Linked DNA regions of Homo sapiens: region 2 is linked to region 1. A link is a loop called in an ENCODE intact Hi-C map of the cell type or tissue named here. Cell type or tissue: IMR-90. All regions are shown on one strand.

Evidence for each region. Hi-C counts contacts between places; a loop is a spot of excess contacts. Peaks named below come from ENCODE experiments on the same cell type or tissue, not always from the same donor. Only the 100,000 strongest peaks of a DNase experiment are listed, where the experiment ranks them.
Region 2: a loop joins it to region 1, with 2.4 times the contacts of the local background. A loop is called at or near these places in 2 of 110 quality-filtered maps.

What each region holds. Positions count from the first base shown.
Region 1 is chr12:106,079,460-106,087,459 of GRCh38, reverse strand. It overlaps NUAK1 (NUAK family kinase 1), which reads left to right. Exons shown (of 7, transcript NM_014840.3): 3 at 575-726; 4 at 3,531-3,596. Among named protein-coding and RNA genes, the nearest start is that of NUAK1, 55 kb to the left of the region's middle. RefSeq lists an enhancer at 6,069-6,569. In IMR-90, no CTCF peak of the experiment used is centred here; DNase peaks (open chromatin) are centred at 3,299, 5,049 and 6,879; H3K27ac peaks cover 2,502 bases.
Region 2 is chr12:105,980,171-105,988,170 of GRCh38, reverse strand. No RefSeq gene overlaps it. Among named protein-coding and RNA genes, the nearest start is that of NUAK1, 150 kb to the left of the region's middle. In IMR-90, no CTCF peak of the experiment used is centred here; DNase peaks (open chromatin) are centred at 540, 1,240 and 4,360; H3K27ac peaks cover 1,126 bases.

The DNA of each region.
Region 1 (8,000 bases):
ACTGGGGGAGACAGAATAAATAAATACATGGAATGGGTGTGTAGTAGGGCTGAGAGGGGCCCATGGGATCGTGCACGACTTGGTGGGCCACATTAAAAGCTTTGGGTTTTATTTGCCTGAGATGGGAAGTTATAAAGAGATGACAAGATTGAGCACCCATTTTGGGGTCAGAGTAGCTCTGTCAGGGCCGGCTACCTGGTCCGTATCCAGTGGTTAATAAATTATTGGTTGTGTTTGTTGTTACCCATCATCCTGTCTACAGGAAAGCCGTTCTGGGAGAGGGTATGAGAAATGATCTTGACAAGGAAAGTGGGGTCCTCAGAAAAGGGAACCACATTTCCCTTAGCATGACAAAGGCGTGTCCAGGAACAGTGGTGGTGACACACACCATTTTCCACCTGGCGGGACAGCACGCCCCACGCCTCGTGATGCTGAATTGGCTGATTTGTGTTCTGACCCATCAGTCGATCCTCTGCCTGGCGACATCTCCGTTGTCCTCTCTCGCATTCTCTGTAGCATAAGTGAGCTTGTTGGCTAAACGGGGTGTTTGTGTATTGCTGTTTTCCCTCTGCAGTGTTTGAGAACAAAGATAAGATTGTGATCATCATGGAATATGCCAGCAAAGGGGAGCTGTACGATTACATCAGTGAGCGGCGACGCCTCAGTGAGAGGGAGACCCGGCACTTCTTCCGGCAGATCGTCTCTGCTGTGCACTATTGTCACAAGGTATGGCTGCGCCTGGCCCGCAGCTTTGGCCGTAGATGGTTTTTATGGCACTGCATGATTTTTTTCCTATTATAAAAGTGATATCTGTTCATGGGAGCATGTATGGAGAATTTATGAACTAGAAAGAAGAAAATTACCATCACCCGTGATTCTGGAATCCAGGGATAATCTATTTTTGACATTTTTGCTTGTTTCCTTTCAGTCTTCTTCCTCCTCCTTCTCACATTTATTTTTTTATGTAAACTTTTAATTTTGAATAATTTTAGATTTACAGGAAAGTTTCAAAGGTAGTACAGAGAGTTCCTATCTATGCCTTTCTTAGTTTACCCTAATATTAACATCTTACATTTCTGTGGTACATTTGTCAAAATGGAGACACCAATGACCTTTTTCTGTTCCAGCATCCAATCTAGGGTACCACGGTGGATTCATTTTTACATCGTTTGTGTCATGCTTTTTTACTTAATACTTTAATCTAAATATTTTCCTATATTATTAAAAATTCTTTGTAATTCTTGATTGTTGGACATTGAGACTGTTTCTAATTTCTGATTATGACAAATAGTGATCAGTATCTTTATATATGAATATTTTCCTCTCATGTGAATAATTTACTTAAGAGAGATTCCAGAAGTAGAATTACTAGGAGAAATGTTCTTGAAACCTTTCTATGCTCTTGGTGCCTTTTCTTGCATAGGTTACCTACATGCACGGATGTGCTCAGAAGATGGCCGCAGACAGGCTCATGCCTATAATCCAAGCTAGTTGGGAGGCTGAGGGGGGAGGATTGCTTGAGCCCAGGAGTTCAAGACCAGCCAGGGCAACATAGCAAGATCCATCTTTAAAATTTTTTTTAAAAAGTAGCCAGGCATGAGGTTGCGCACCTGTAGTCCCAGCTGTTTGGGAGGCTGAGACAGGAGGATCCCTTGAGCACAGCAGTTTGGGGCTGTAGTGAGCTATGATGGTGCCACTGCTCTCCAGCCTGGATGACAAAGTGAGACCCCATCTCCAAAATAATAATAATAACAATAATAATATAGCCACAGTAGAGCCACTCTTGGTTTCTGGAAAAGGCATAAAGTACACAGATAACTACAAGCCATGTCTCAGCCATTATTGTTATTCATCACTTTGGCCATGAATTTCATCTCATTCAGACTTTCTCCAGATCTGTCACACCCTAAACAGTCATTTACTTTGAGGATAACGTGACTTGAGTCCAACAGGGCATCCAAAACAGAGTCAACTTCTTCATATAAATGATCTCAACATGGGGCCTCCTGGTTTGTTAAATATTATGTTTAATTGAGAGTGGCTCTGTAAGTAATTAGAGAACAGTTACTCAAATCTAAAACCCTTAACTCATGTGAACATTATTTGACCTCTCTTTGTTGACTCAAAATGTGCTCATGATTTGAATCGTATAATATTTTGTATTTCATCATGAGGTATCATTGTAAATCACCACAGAGGTGATATTTTTGATATTGGAAGTGTGTGAACACTTGGATTCTGTATGAATGAGGCTTTATTAGACTCATTCCATCTTATTACAAAAACCAGGAATGCAGCAATGTAAACCAAACTGCTCCTGATGTTTAAAATTAATGGAATCAGGTGTCTTGTAGTCCACATCTTTCTTCTAACAGACTCGGTTTTGTGCATTTCTGAATTCAGAAGACCTCATTGCAGGCTTGAATTAGAAAAAGATTAGTAGAAATACATGTTTTCATTTCTCCCTCTGAGCAGTGCTTTTGGAGATATTAAGAATGGTCAAATGAAAAGGAAAATAAACAAGAAAGAACCACCCATAAACATGCCTGTTGGTTTGCTCAAAAGAGCAGCTTCGATTGCAGATGTCCTTTATGCTGAATGATGTTCAGAATCATTCAATGTCCCCTGTTACTTGTCCACTCACCCCAAAATAGCCAGTTCTTTCGGGCCCACTGCTCTTCCCATGCCCACCCACCCCCTAAAAAGATAATCGGGTCTTAAAAAAGAATGAAGAAGGCTAGTGTTTACTGCTGTGTAGACCGACAGCCTATTGGCTGATGACTGCTTTTCACGTTTCAGCTGGCTGGCTGCTGGTCATTGAAGTTCAGCCTCCAGCCTTGCCAGAGTTTGCCTGAATGGAAAGGTCAGGCAGGATGGCAGCCACCTGCTTTGGTCAGGCCAGTGGTCCCAGTCTCATTGGTCTGCTCTCATGCTTCATCTTTCACCCAGCCCTGAGTCCTGCTGAGCAGAGAGGGACTTTCTGAGTCTTCTCTCCAGGTTGCTTAGGAAATGTTATCCTCAGGACAGATCAAAACAGGTCGGAATAGATTGAGCCAGATGTCTTTCCAGCGTTGAGTAGGCAGGCAGGCACACAGACAGACAGATGAGGAGTGCCTGTGAGCCCCACAATCTTGAGTCCCCAGTAGAGAAATCTGCTTCTTCCCTGGGAATCCCGTCCAGACAGACATTGTTTGCTGCTGCCTGGGATTATATTGCTTTCACACAGTGGAATTACATTCCGACAAAGAATCCCCCTGCTGTTTTACAGGCTCTGGGGGAGAACAGATTCCAGTCATTTTTCCCTTAACCACACAGCAAGTGACTAATGCTCTCCTGTCGCTGGTTGGTCGCTGGCGGGGGAGCGTCAAGACAGTGAGAGCAGCCTGAAGGATGGAGGTGAAGACCACCGGGCTGGTGCATTTCTTTAATCTGTCAGACATTTCCCTTTGCTCACCCTCCTCCTTCCTCTTTCTCTCTTGTTCTCATCCCAGCCGCTCCCATTCAATTCCCTCTTTGTCTTCTCATTTCAGAACGGTGTGGTCCACCGGGACTTGAAGCTGGAAAATATACTGCTCGATGACAACTGCAATATTAAGGTAAAGCCCTTGCGTCGTCGATTGATATGCAGGGCCTGGGTCTTGCAGCCGGATGGAGGCTTAACCTGCTCCAAGCCGCAGCCTGGAAATAAGGCAGCCACTTCCTACCTGGCAGGCTGGTGGGGAAGAGTCTCTTTGCTTGAGCTCCAAGTCCAGTTCAAACAATTAAATGCGACAAGCAGTTATTGATCTCCTACTATATGCCGGGCATTGTTCTTCCTCCCTGGGTAAGATGAGATGACTGAGATACAGTGTCTCTCCTCAGGAAGCTCATAGTCTAAAATCATCACCATAACAATACTTTTAGCAACCAATACATATTTCATATGTATTTTATATTTTTGCCTGCTATCACTTAAATTCAATCTTTACAACAACTCTACAAGGTAGGTACTGTTATTTACATAATTTCACAGATAGGGAAACTGAGGCACAGAAAAACTAAGTAATTTGCCCAAGGTAATCCAGTGGTAAAGAGTAGAGTTGGGATTTGAACCCATGTCTGTCTGATTTCACGAGCCCAAATTCAAGTCGCTTTGCTTGATTTGCTAGCAGGATCCTAAATTATTTTAGAGCTGGAACTCTTTGCCTGGCTATTTCTTTGTCACTCTCCACCCTGTCTCCTACTTCTCCCTCTCCACCTTCCCACCCCTGAAACCAGCCATAGACCTGGGAAGCTGACTAAAATGGGGATGGTGCTTGCTGTTGGGAAATAGCAAGTGCTGGAGTTTACTTGCACGGAGAGTATTATTGCTGGCTGCTGCTGGAGCTGGAGAAAGTTCTCCTGGCCCACAGGGTTCAAGTGCCTCCCAGGGAGCCCTCTGAATGTCCTTTTGACCACGTCTACAAAATAAGCAAATACGGTTTCAAAATAAACGGAGCTCGCTGCATGGGTTTCATTATGAAACGGCCTTAGTACTCCCGGCACCAGCAGGAGCCCTCCAATTGGCCGCTGGTGACGTTAGTGGCTTATCCCTGGTCCCTGGGCAAAGCATGGGAATGATTTTTTTGTTGTTGCTGCTATCAGTGGAGGAGCGTGTGATGAGACTTGTTTCCTTGCTTGGAAGGATGGAGTTGCTTTGGTGTTGGGATTCTCTGTACAGATCATGGCAGCAACCATTAGTCACCATCATCCTTTGAGAGGCCCCTGGAAGCCATGACCCAGTGACCTCTTGCTCTTGCAGAGTGTTTGACCGTAGTCACATGTAGTCTATAGAATAAGCAGGAAATAGTTGGTCAAAGTAGTTCTCCATGGGAATAGGAAGTGGAATCGCAGGGTCTATTTCTGGCAAAGTGGTTGGATTATTCTAGAAGGAGCACTGGTTGTAGAGTTAGGAAATTCCGGGCTGTATGGCTTACTAGCTTCTTGACACTGGGAAAACCACTTAACCCTGTTTCCTCAGCTGTAAAACGGGGTAACAGTACTACTCACAGGCCTGCTTAGAGCAGTGAATGAGACACTCTGTGTTTAGTTTTGTAAACTGCTAAGCACTCGTGTCCAAATGAGTCAAAGTTAAAAGCAGTGGCTTTGGAGTTAGATATTTCAACCCTGCCCCTTAGTAATGGCAGGATTTGGGGTAAGTTTCTTGATGATTTAGGCTTTAGTTTCCTCATCTGTCAAGAGTTGCCAGTTCCTGTCTCTGCAGATTATTGTTTATTTGTTCATTTTTGTTTCAAGGAGTATTTTCTGAACTGTTACTGTGTGCAATGCCCTGTGCCCAGTCCTGGAGAGTCAATAATAAACGTGAAGATTTTAGACAATACTACAATCAAAGCAATTCATGCTTAACTGTTACTATACTGGGAGCCTTCTTAAGTGGCTGGCCACTGGAGAGGGAATTGAACCGGAAGTCAGCTGCTCTGAAGGTGCCTACCTAGGTCCTGGGGAGTGGTGGTCAGGCCATGGCTGAAAAATTGGTCTTGGTTTGAGGGCCACCACATTTTTCTAAGGGTTTGTGTCATCAACCTTATTGACTTCCTCTCCAGATCCTTCCTGCCACCTGCCCCCAGAGCTCTCAAAACTAAATGTCATCTTTACAAGGCCTGGAATGTAAGCCTCTTGCCTAGGGGTTGGGTTCTATGGTGCAGTGTGACCTCTTGGTCCCATGATGTATTCCCAGAAGTGATAAGACACATAGCTTTCTATGAAATCATGTAATTCCCTAATGGAGGAAAAGAATGATTAGAATTCTGAAAGCAATTGTGCAGGGAAACAGTGAGGCAGGAGCCCAGGAGAATGGCTTCATTTGTGTAAGCAAAAGGGCAATGATGTTGGGCCTGACAGTTCCCCTGCACCAAGTTCTTCAACCTAGGGTGCCTGTGCATGATGGAGGGAAAGAGCACACACACAAAGCAGTATTATCAATTAAGGCTTAGGCATATACCTTTCCTTAAGAATTTCTAATCCTGGCATTTCCCAAGGTAAAGCACGGGTGTGCATGCACACATACGTCCCAAAGAGAAACCAGATCTTCCCATTATCAACACTTTTAAATTCCTTTCCTCTTTGTTCAAGGAATCCTACTTAGGTCTGAGAATCCTACATCTTTAAAGAACTTTGGGAGTCATTTTTCCAACCCCTTGTTTTAATGATTAGACCCAGAAAGTCTAGAGGATAATGCCCACGATCACACAGTGAATCAGTCTGGACTAAATTATTGTGTCTTTGCTTCCCCAGAGTGTAGACTAGTGCTTGGCACACAGTAGGTACTTCAAAATGGTTTGATTTTGGAATAAAGGAATGATGAGCCAGGATTAGAACTCATGTGTTTGACTTCCAGGCAAATTATCTTTTCATCATCTCCCATCCACTTCCAAGGTTTTAAAAAAATGTGATTCAGCTGGTCTTGATTTGTCTTCTGGTGGTATATTCTCAACTCTTCCTGACTCAGCATTTTGCTGAAACATATTTAGAAAGGACCCATGCTGGCAAAGGCAGGCAGATACATGGCCACAAGCCGGCCTCTGTGCTCAAGAGAGCCCCTGCCATCCGTGTCTGGACCTGGGGGACCACAGACACACGAGCCACGAACCAGCGGGACATGAGCAGCAAGATCCTCTCTTGGAGCCCCCTCTGGTGCTTCTCTAAATGTGGATCCATTTTCCACGTTTCAAGGGTGGAGGACTTTGGCCTAGGAAGCCTATATAAATGCTACTGGTTTAAACTTGTCACATGTCGCTGCAGTGGTGGGGAGAGCCATGTAGCTCATTCCTCTCCCCTTCCCTGCCTGATGTTGATTTGCAGAGCACACATCTGGCATTGGAAATTATTTATCTGGCACTGCGAGAGGGTGTGGTTTCTAAAAATATTCACACAGTCGGTCAGCAGAAAGAATGAGAGCAATGTGCTGCTTTGGGCTGCATTCCGTACTCTGGAAGCATGTCTACTAAAATAGACACCAAGCACAGCACTAATTTGCAATTAATAAAAAACGGGCCAAATTCACAGCCCACTCTCTGGGAGAATGGAATGCTGACAATTCCCATAGAAGGCTCCTGTAAAAATGTCTTACAATGAGAAGAGGTCCAGGCACCAGGGTCAGCCGACCTCCTCCAAGAGGGCTGGGAATCTGGTGAGCTCCCAGGGCTCAGAGTAGAGGGGCATAGGGGAAATGGCCTGCTGCCCCTTAAGACAATGGAAGCGCGGCTGCTGTGGATAAGAAAAGAAGCTTTGAATGGCCAGGGCCAAGATGAGATAGAAACCTCTGAAGCTTAATAAGACCAAGTGGGGCAGCTGAGAGTCAGCCTCTGGGCTTTGATGATATGAATGGGAGAGCTCTGTGTTCATGCATGAATTAATCAATTCATGTGTTGTGTGTATATATCCACGCATACCTGCATTCACTCATCCATTCCTGCATTTATTCACTGAGGAATTGAACGTCTTTTCTGGGCAATATTTATTTGATCAGAAATATTCATTAAGGTCCTACTGTGTACTTGACCCTGTGCTGGGGATTTAATAGTGAACTAGATGGCCAAATTTCTGTCTTGGAACTCAGGATCTCGCAGTTGTTAAACTAGCAGTGATAATGAGCCGTGAGGAGGATACAGAAGTCAGTGAAGAAGAGAAGGTACCTGCTCTAGTGAGCTTAAAATTCCAGTTGGAGACACAGCAGTAAACAAATAAACACATAATGTAATTGGCTGGCAGTGAAGAAAATCCATGCAGGATGAGAATGAAGAATAGAGTTGCTCTTTTACCTAGAGTGGTCAGGGAAGGCCCCTGGTATAGGACTTGAATTCCTGTCATCCACCAAGCTCTCTCTGGCTTCTTGACCTTGGCACACATGGTTCACACTGTCTGGAATGCTCTGCTCATTCCTTTTTGCCTGCTCCTTCTTTGGGGTCTCTGCTTGACTGCCTCTTCTTCCAGGAAGCCTTCCCTGATCCTTCTCCCTTGGC
Region 2 (8,000 bases), 99 kb after region 1:
TTTGAGGAAGAACAACCCACAAAATGCTACCTTCCTAGAAAAATTATAAAGTAAATTTTCTCTCCACATTGTCTTCTCAAAAGGTGAGCAGAGAGATACTCTATAGGGCTGTGCCACCCAGTGTCCATGTGAGGGGCTCATATCAAGACTTTGGGACCTTAGTACAATGTCTGGCTTCTCCTGAACCCATCCTACTCTAGGCCTGGTCAGCAGCCTAACCCTCGTGAATGCCACCATCTGCCCTGTGAACGCCACCATCTTCCCCCAGACTACAGCTATCAGCCATGTAGTGCCAAAGAGCAAAGGGAAATCCCTCTGTGAGTCTCCTAGAGTGTGAAGAACACTGTGGAGGCAGAAGTAGCATCAATGTAGGAGTCTCTGTGAGGGCCGTGCAAGTGCCCAGTTCTGGGACCTGGAGAAAGATTACATTTCCCAGCCTCCTTTGCAGTTGTAGTGTGGCCCTGTGACTGGATTCTGGCCAGTGGAATGTGAGTAGGAGTGATCTAATGATGTAGATGAGTCTAATGATGTCTGATGCTGAGTGGAAAGTCAGACTTATGCAATGTTGCATAAGCTCACCAGGCAGTTATCTTATAAATGCTTCCTTGGGAGATGTCAGGGGAGATGGCTGTGGAGAGTGATACATCTAGCAGGGGCAAGATGGACATTTCGCAGGAGCATTCTTAAGGACAGATAAGATATTTGTGGTAAATGGTTACAGTAATGGCCTCAGATGAATCCCTCCTTTTGGTATCTGTGCCCTTGTGTGTGGTCTCCTCCCGCATTGACTTGGGACTTGGCTGTGTGACTTGCTTTGGCCAATGGGCTGTCAACAATCATAATACAATCAGAGGCTGGGGAAGTGCTTTTCCCTGGGGCTTACTGTCATGGAACACAGGCTTCCGAGCCATCCCAGCTGAGCCCAGTCCACAGCAACCAGGTAACTGCGCTGTGTGAGAGAGCCCAGGTGAAACCAGCAGAAGAACCACCTGGCCAGCCCACAGAGCTGTGGAAAATAAAATTGTTTGAAACCACTAAGCTCTGGGACAGATCACTGATACAATATCTTATTCATGTTTGTTTTCCCTAGAGCCAACTATGCTGCCTAGCACATAATCTGCCTTCAACACATTTTCATTGAGATAAACTTTATCACCCCAACAACCCTATCAGATAAATATTACTATCAGTTTCTATTTATTTTTAATTATAGGAGCCACAGAAACTCTTACTCATCTCAAGCCTGTGTGCTGAGGGGAACCACCTGATTATCCTCATTCTTACAGAGGATGTAATCAAGGCCCAGGGAGATGCCACAACTTACATAAGGTCACCACAGCTGACTTTTTTTTTTTTTTGAGACAGGGTCTCACTCTGTCACCAGGCTGGAGTGCAGTGGCATGATCATGGCTCACTGCAGCCTTAACCTCCTGGGCTCAAGTGATCCCCCTGCCTCAGCCTTCTAAGTAGTTGAGGCCACAGGCGTGCATCTCCATGCCAGCTAACTTTTTTTTTAAATAGAAAAGAGGGTCTCCCTATGTTGCCCAGGCTGGTCTCAAACTCCTGGGCTGAAGCAATCCTCCTGCCTTGGCCTCCCAAAGGGCTGGGATTATAGGCATTAGCCACCACACCCAACAAACCACAGCAGACTTTGATCACCTAAATTATGTGTCCCTCCTCTATTCTTGGGGGTGGGGAGGGGACAGAGTCTCACTCTGTCGCCCAGGCTGGAGTGAAGTGGCATGATCTTGGCTGAATGCAACCTCCACTTCCTGGGTTCAAGTGATTCTCCTGCCTCAGCCTCTCCAGTACTTGGAATTACAGGCACCTGCCACCACACCTGGCTAATTTTTGTATTTTTAGTAGAGATGTGGTTTTACCATGTTGGCCAGGCTGGTCACGAACTGTACCTCTTCTTATCTTCGCTATTTATTGAGTGCTTACAGTGTGACTACCACCAAGCACTTTATGTATATTGTAGCACTTTTTTTCCTTACAAAAACCACATGAAGTGGGCACTATTATCATCTCATTTTACAGATAGGCAAACTGAGGATCAAGAAGGATCTGTGCCTGGCCACCCAGAGCTGAGCTGTAATCCCAGGTCTGTCCAACTCTTTACTCATGCTCTTCACTTGATGCGACATCACAGACACGTGAGGCTTAGGTTCTAAAATCAGTGCATGGAGCAAAATTCACACACGATGAAAAGTATCCTTGAAAATCTCGTAAGTCTCCTTTAAAGTAAAGTGCGTATCATTTTATTTAGTAATAGATATGTAAAAATGTGTAATATATTTCAGGGCTCTATCACATTGAAAAAATGGATTTCAACACAAGAATCACACTGTGGCATAGTCTGGCTGGATGCTCACAAATTCCATTTGTTTTCTTCTGGGACTCACAGAAAGATTTCCTTTCCTTTTGCAGTTAAACTGGGGCTGGGTGACTGGGCTCTGGCCAATGGAATATGGATAGGAATGATCAAAGTCACTTCTAGGCTTGTCCTTAAATACTTCCGTGATCCTATAGTTCAGAAGCTGGCAAACTATGACCCACTGCCTGTTTTTGTAAATAAAGTTTTATTGTAACATTGTCACGCTCATTGATTTACATACAGCCTATGGCTGTTTTCATGTGCAATAGCAGAGTAGTAGTTGTGACAGTGATGGCATGAACTACCAAGCCTAAATTATTTACTACAAGATGGTCAACCCCTCCTCCAGTACTCTTGTGGTGGATGCTTTGATGGTCACCTGGGTCTCCCTTTAGTGATGAAAAAGTTATTTCCTCATTTGTAGGGAGTGCTGCTGGAAGATGGTCCTCTTCTGCATCCAATGACTTATCAACATAAAGGTTTAATGGCATCATCACCTGGCTCTGACTCAGAACAACTGTGAAAGGCCACCTAGCTCCATAGTTCCCAGAGAGCTGGAAGAAACCATTTTGGGGGATTGCGTGGCAACTCAACCTTTCCCTCTACCCAGTTTTGCATCCTTATCTCCCTTCCACAAGCATTAATCCCCAAAGAACTCCCTAATGAAAGTCCTGCACTCTGACCTCCATCTCAAAGTCTGCTTCTGGGGAATCTGATGAGCGGCAGCTCTCATCCCCTTCCAGGGTGTTTGATAGGGCAGTGTCGCAGATGGAAGGTCTTGGGTCCTCTGAGTACTGCTCAGAGCACAGCCACCAAGAAGAGCCTCTGAATTCACTTCACAGTGTAAGAGGGGGCAGACTATCAGCTTTTATTGTGTTATGCCACTTAGATTTTGGCATTGTTTGTTCCAACAGCTAGTTCTACTTATTTTGATAAACACAGTCATGTGGGGGATAACAATGTCTGGGTCAACAACAAACCGCATGTATGATGATTGTCCCATAAGATTATAATACCGTATTTTTGCAGTACCTTTTCTATGTTTAAATATGTTTAGATACACAAATACTTCTCATTGTGTACAATTGCCTACAGCATTTGGTACCGTCACATGCTATACAGATTAGCAGCCTGGGAGCAATAGGCTAGACCATACAGCCTAGGTATGTAGTAGGCTCTACCATCTAGGTTTGTGTAAGTGCACTCTATCATATATGCATGGCGATGAGTGTGCCAAACGCCCCATTTCTCAGAATGTATCCCCATCATTAAACAACACGACAGTATACTCAGCCAGGCAAGCTACTGATGCAGCGAGAGGCTTGCAGGAACCGAGACTTAACCGTGAGAACCACAGATTCACACACACCATCTCATACTCACTATAGCATCTGCCCTGTGAGTGGGATGGAAGTTCAGGTCACTCAGTCCATGCCCATTATATTGTTCTCTTTCAGTCTGTTTTGTTTTCTGTCTCTCTCAGCACATGGAGCAGAATTCTCTTGTCAAATATAGGCATGATGTGATTGCACCTCTATCCCTGTTTGAGCCCTGACCATCAAAGTAACTTCGAGCAACTTGCATTCTGCAATGGTTGAAGAATGTAGTGTGTGGACGTCTGAGAGGAGGATAAGTGGGGCATCAAATCAAGCCCAGATGTCAGTCTCCCCAACTCCAGCTGTTGGTTGGGACAGAACTCAGAGGAAGAGCCCTCAGTGGGGGTTCCTAGGAGCTGAACAACCCTACTGCTGGCTACCCGCTGGGCGTGGCTGCACTTGTGTCAGCCCCAGTGTAAGAGCATCTGCAGAGGCAGCTGAAGCCCAGCAAGGTCTTTTGTCCCCCACTCCCTCAAAGTCATCCTAGGACACAGGTGTGCATCCCTCACAGCTGACCGACTGAAGATGAATCAGCTTCCCTGAAAGACGTGCCCCACAGGAGTGTGTCAGCTGAAACTCATCTGAAGGAGCCTGATTCCCTCCCTGACCACAGCTAATGAAAATGTTTGGCTCGCCTGGAGAAGAATCTGTGTTATTCTTTAAAGGAACAATGCTAACCACAGATGTACAGCATCTGGCATGTGGCAGATGTTTCCCTGAGTGAGAGGAACAGCAACTGGACCAGCCAGTTCATGAGATACCTTTGGGTCTAGGCATGTATTTTCCTGATTTCAGCTCTGGATTTTGCTTCTCAAAAGTTCAGGGGAAGTCCAAATGCCTCTTCCTATCACATGATATTTTCATAATATGCTCCCTGGCCTCTTATCTTCTATGATTCTCAATGTATATGCTTGAGAAAAAGACCCATACCCTTGTCCCTAGGTCCTTGCTCTTGCTGTTCTCCATGTTTGTTCCGCCATTTCTCTTTTTTATGAGTCAATTTGTTAGGGCTCTTTCCACCGCAAATGAAAGAAACCCAATTTGGACTGGCTTTAAGCAAAAAGCAAAACCGCAAAAAGCAATCCCCAAGCTACAGTTATTGAGTAAAATGTAACTTAAAAATCCAGGACCATTTGACATCAAAGTCAGGTATTGCTGGATTCAGGGATTCCAGTGATTTTTCTAGGACCTGGTTTTGTCCATTTCTCCATGTCTAGACTATGTTTTCTTCCTTATTGGCTTCAGTTTCAGGCAGGCACTGGATGATCTGTCCCTGGCTGCTTCAGGCTACCAGGTTAGCAACTTTATAGAAAGAGATTGCTTCTTTTGCAATAGTCCTGGGGATGGGACTGATTAGGCCATCTTGGGACACAAACATGTTCATCCATGAGCTAATCACAGTAGTCAAGGGGATGAGATTCCCATGATTTTCCATGCCTGGGTTCCCTGCTCATTCTTAGGGCCATGCAATGGGGTCTTTCCCCAAAGGGTATCAGGATCCTATTATGAGAATGAGGGTGAATGGATGTGGCACAAGAAGAATCAACAGATATAATTCATAGTCTGCTTCTCAAGGTCAAGTTCATCTTAGGCCTTTCTGTAACTCTGACCTTCCCATGGAGGTTTTCCTGGTGACCTCAGTCCATGTCCCCTTCTCTGTTCACTGTAGCACTTCATTGATGAATGTAGGATTGTACATACCTCCTCTGCCTTGCTGGTTGTGTCTGGAGGGACTTCCTGGGCAGTAGAGGACATGGAGTGGGATGTGGTTAGAATATGAAAGGCAAAAGTCACCTTGTATTTCCTTTCTTCATTTGAAACACAGTGAAATAAAATGGAAACAAGAAAGCTTTGAATTGGGAAAAAAAATTCAACAGTTAACAGGCAGTTTAGGGTAGGGAAGAAATGGGTCTTGGTAGCAAGGACTGGTGGGTGATACCGCATGTGTATGACTGCTTCTCCACCTCAGGCTCCCCAGTAGCTGCCTCCGCCTTCAGGTAGAATGCCAAGGTTTGCATACTTTGGGGCCAGCTGGGTGCTTATTTCGTCTGTGCAAATCATTGAGCGTTTGGTGGCCAGTGCTTTCTGCCTTATATTTCTCTCACACAACACTGTGTGGCTGGCACTTTGCTGAGTGCCTAATAATTACTCAACAAGTTTTTGTTGAGGGAAATCGTGTTGTGCCTGCCAGCACTCAAGCCGGCAGTCAAGAGGTCTGGGTTGTAATCAAGCCTCTTGACCTTGACCAGGCTAAGTAGCTGTGCAGAAAAGCACTGAGCAGGATACCAGCTATTTTTATCTAGTGTTTCTAGATCACAATAGTTACATTCCGGTTCACTTGCAGTGACCCTGTGACATAACCCAAATGCTGCAGGGTAAGGCTGTCGAGGTCAAATCTAAAGCAAAAATTGGGTATAATCGAAATGTCCCTGGAACCTCCTATAAATCATCCATAAAGTAGAGTTTAAAAAGTTTTCGGATTACAGCCAAATGCAGTAATACTTGTAAATTATGTGGGATGGATATAGTAACACATTGCATATTATTTAGTGAGAGCATATATTCTACAGTGCAATATTGAAGTATACCTTTATGGGTTCAGTACAAGATTCTCACAAACAGGAAGTTAGAGAAGAGCAACTCCGCATATCTGGCTTTGGTATTACTCTGGGGCACAGATGCCTGGAGTGGATTATCAAGCAACATCTTCAGTACTAATTAAATCATTATTTTAAATTGTTATTTTTCTTTCTCTCTCTTTGCTTTTTACTGAATGCAAATGAATGGATTTATGTAAATTAACTGTGCAATGAATTTTCCCTAGTCTTATTCAATTAAAAATGTTGATTATAGATTCAGAAGGTGCCAGGCACTGGGCTGGGTGTGGGGACTTCAGCAATGAATAGAATGGGCGTGGTTTCTGGCCTAACGGAACTTAATAGTCTTTTCAAATTGTTTTACAAATGAAGAAACTGAAGTTCGATAGAGGTAACTGCCAAATATTACACAGCCATTGAAGAGCAGGGCTGGAATTTGAATCCAGATCTTCTGACTTTAACTCTGAACTTTTCCCAGCTACTCTCTGCTGGCTTCCATGGTAAGTCAAGTCACTTCCAAAGTCAAGGCCAGAGGCCTGGAGTTCATTACTAAAGAAAAAGGCCGCTGGGACTGGCCATTTGCCTTGGCACTGGGATTTGGAATTGAGTTCATATTTGCTGTTGAATCGTTCCCTTCAGTAATGGGATAGCTTGGAATGGAATGGTAACGAGAGCCCTGTTTGCTCCAGAGGGCCCACTCCCTGTCCTGCCCACCAGCCATAGTGGTTGACCACCCTCTTTAAGCCCTCTATTGATTACAAAGAGTCAATTTCTTTCTGATGCAAATGGCTGAGCTCAGGGCAGTTAGAGCTGAGCCATGGCCCCTCAAATTACTGCCTTCCGGACTAAATATGTCAGGCAGCCTTCCCGAGGGTCCTTGTCATGGACAAAGAGACTGGTTCCGGGCTTGCATCTCCCTGCTTTGGTATCTGATGTGTGTACATTCCTTCCTCATGTGTACCCGCAAGTGGCCCAAGAACCAGGGTGCCCCCCTCTCCAAAGAGCCCCAGCTCTCTGTGAGCCTCTCAGGCCCCATCCTTGGAGGAGGAGGCTGCCAGCAAGACCCATCCAGAGCTTGCGGTTTGCCCTGGCCCTCAATGTGCTGACCCAGCCCACCACAGGGTGGTGGCGCCAGGCCTGGGCTCCTCCTCAACTGGGCAGAGCCATCTGGATGAGTTAAAGAATCATCTTCATCTTGAAAACAGTGGCAACTCCTGTCCTGTGACCCTGAGCCAGGGCAGATTTTGCATCGTCTGCTCTGTTTCATTAAGGACAAGTTTTCAGGGAGCAGATGCTTGAGTTAGAATTGATTCCTTTCTATTGCTCCTGTCAGAAAGACAGAAATAAAACATTTAATCTAAGGAAAGTTGGCTTCTCACACAGACTTGTGGATTTGCCCTTTGGAGAAATGTCACTAATGGCATTTTAATCATGCTTTATGTGCCTGGAGACCAGTAATGAGAAGAACTTCTTATTTACCAAAGCAACTGCTAGCCCCTTAATGATGGGCTAAGTATCAGCTACTGGCAGGATATGTAGTGGGGAAGTGCTGTGTAATTACCAGGCAAATTCATCATTATTTCTGTCTTATAAACCAGAATATGTGTTAAATAATACTTTAGGGCCACTGAAGGTAATTATGGAGCCCCA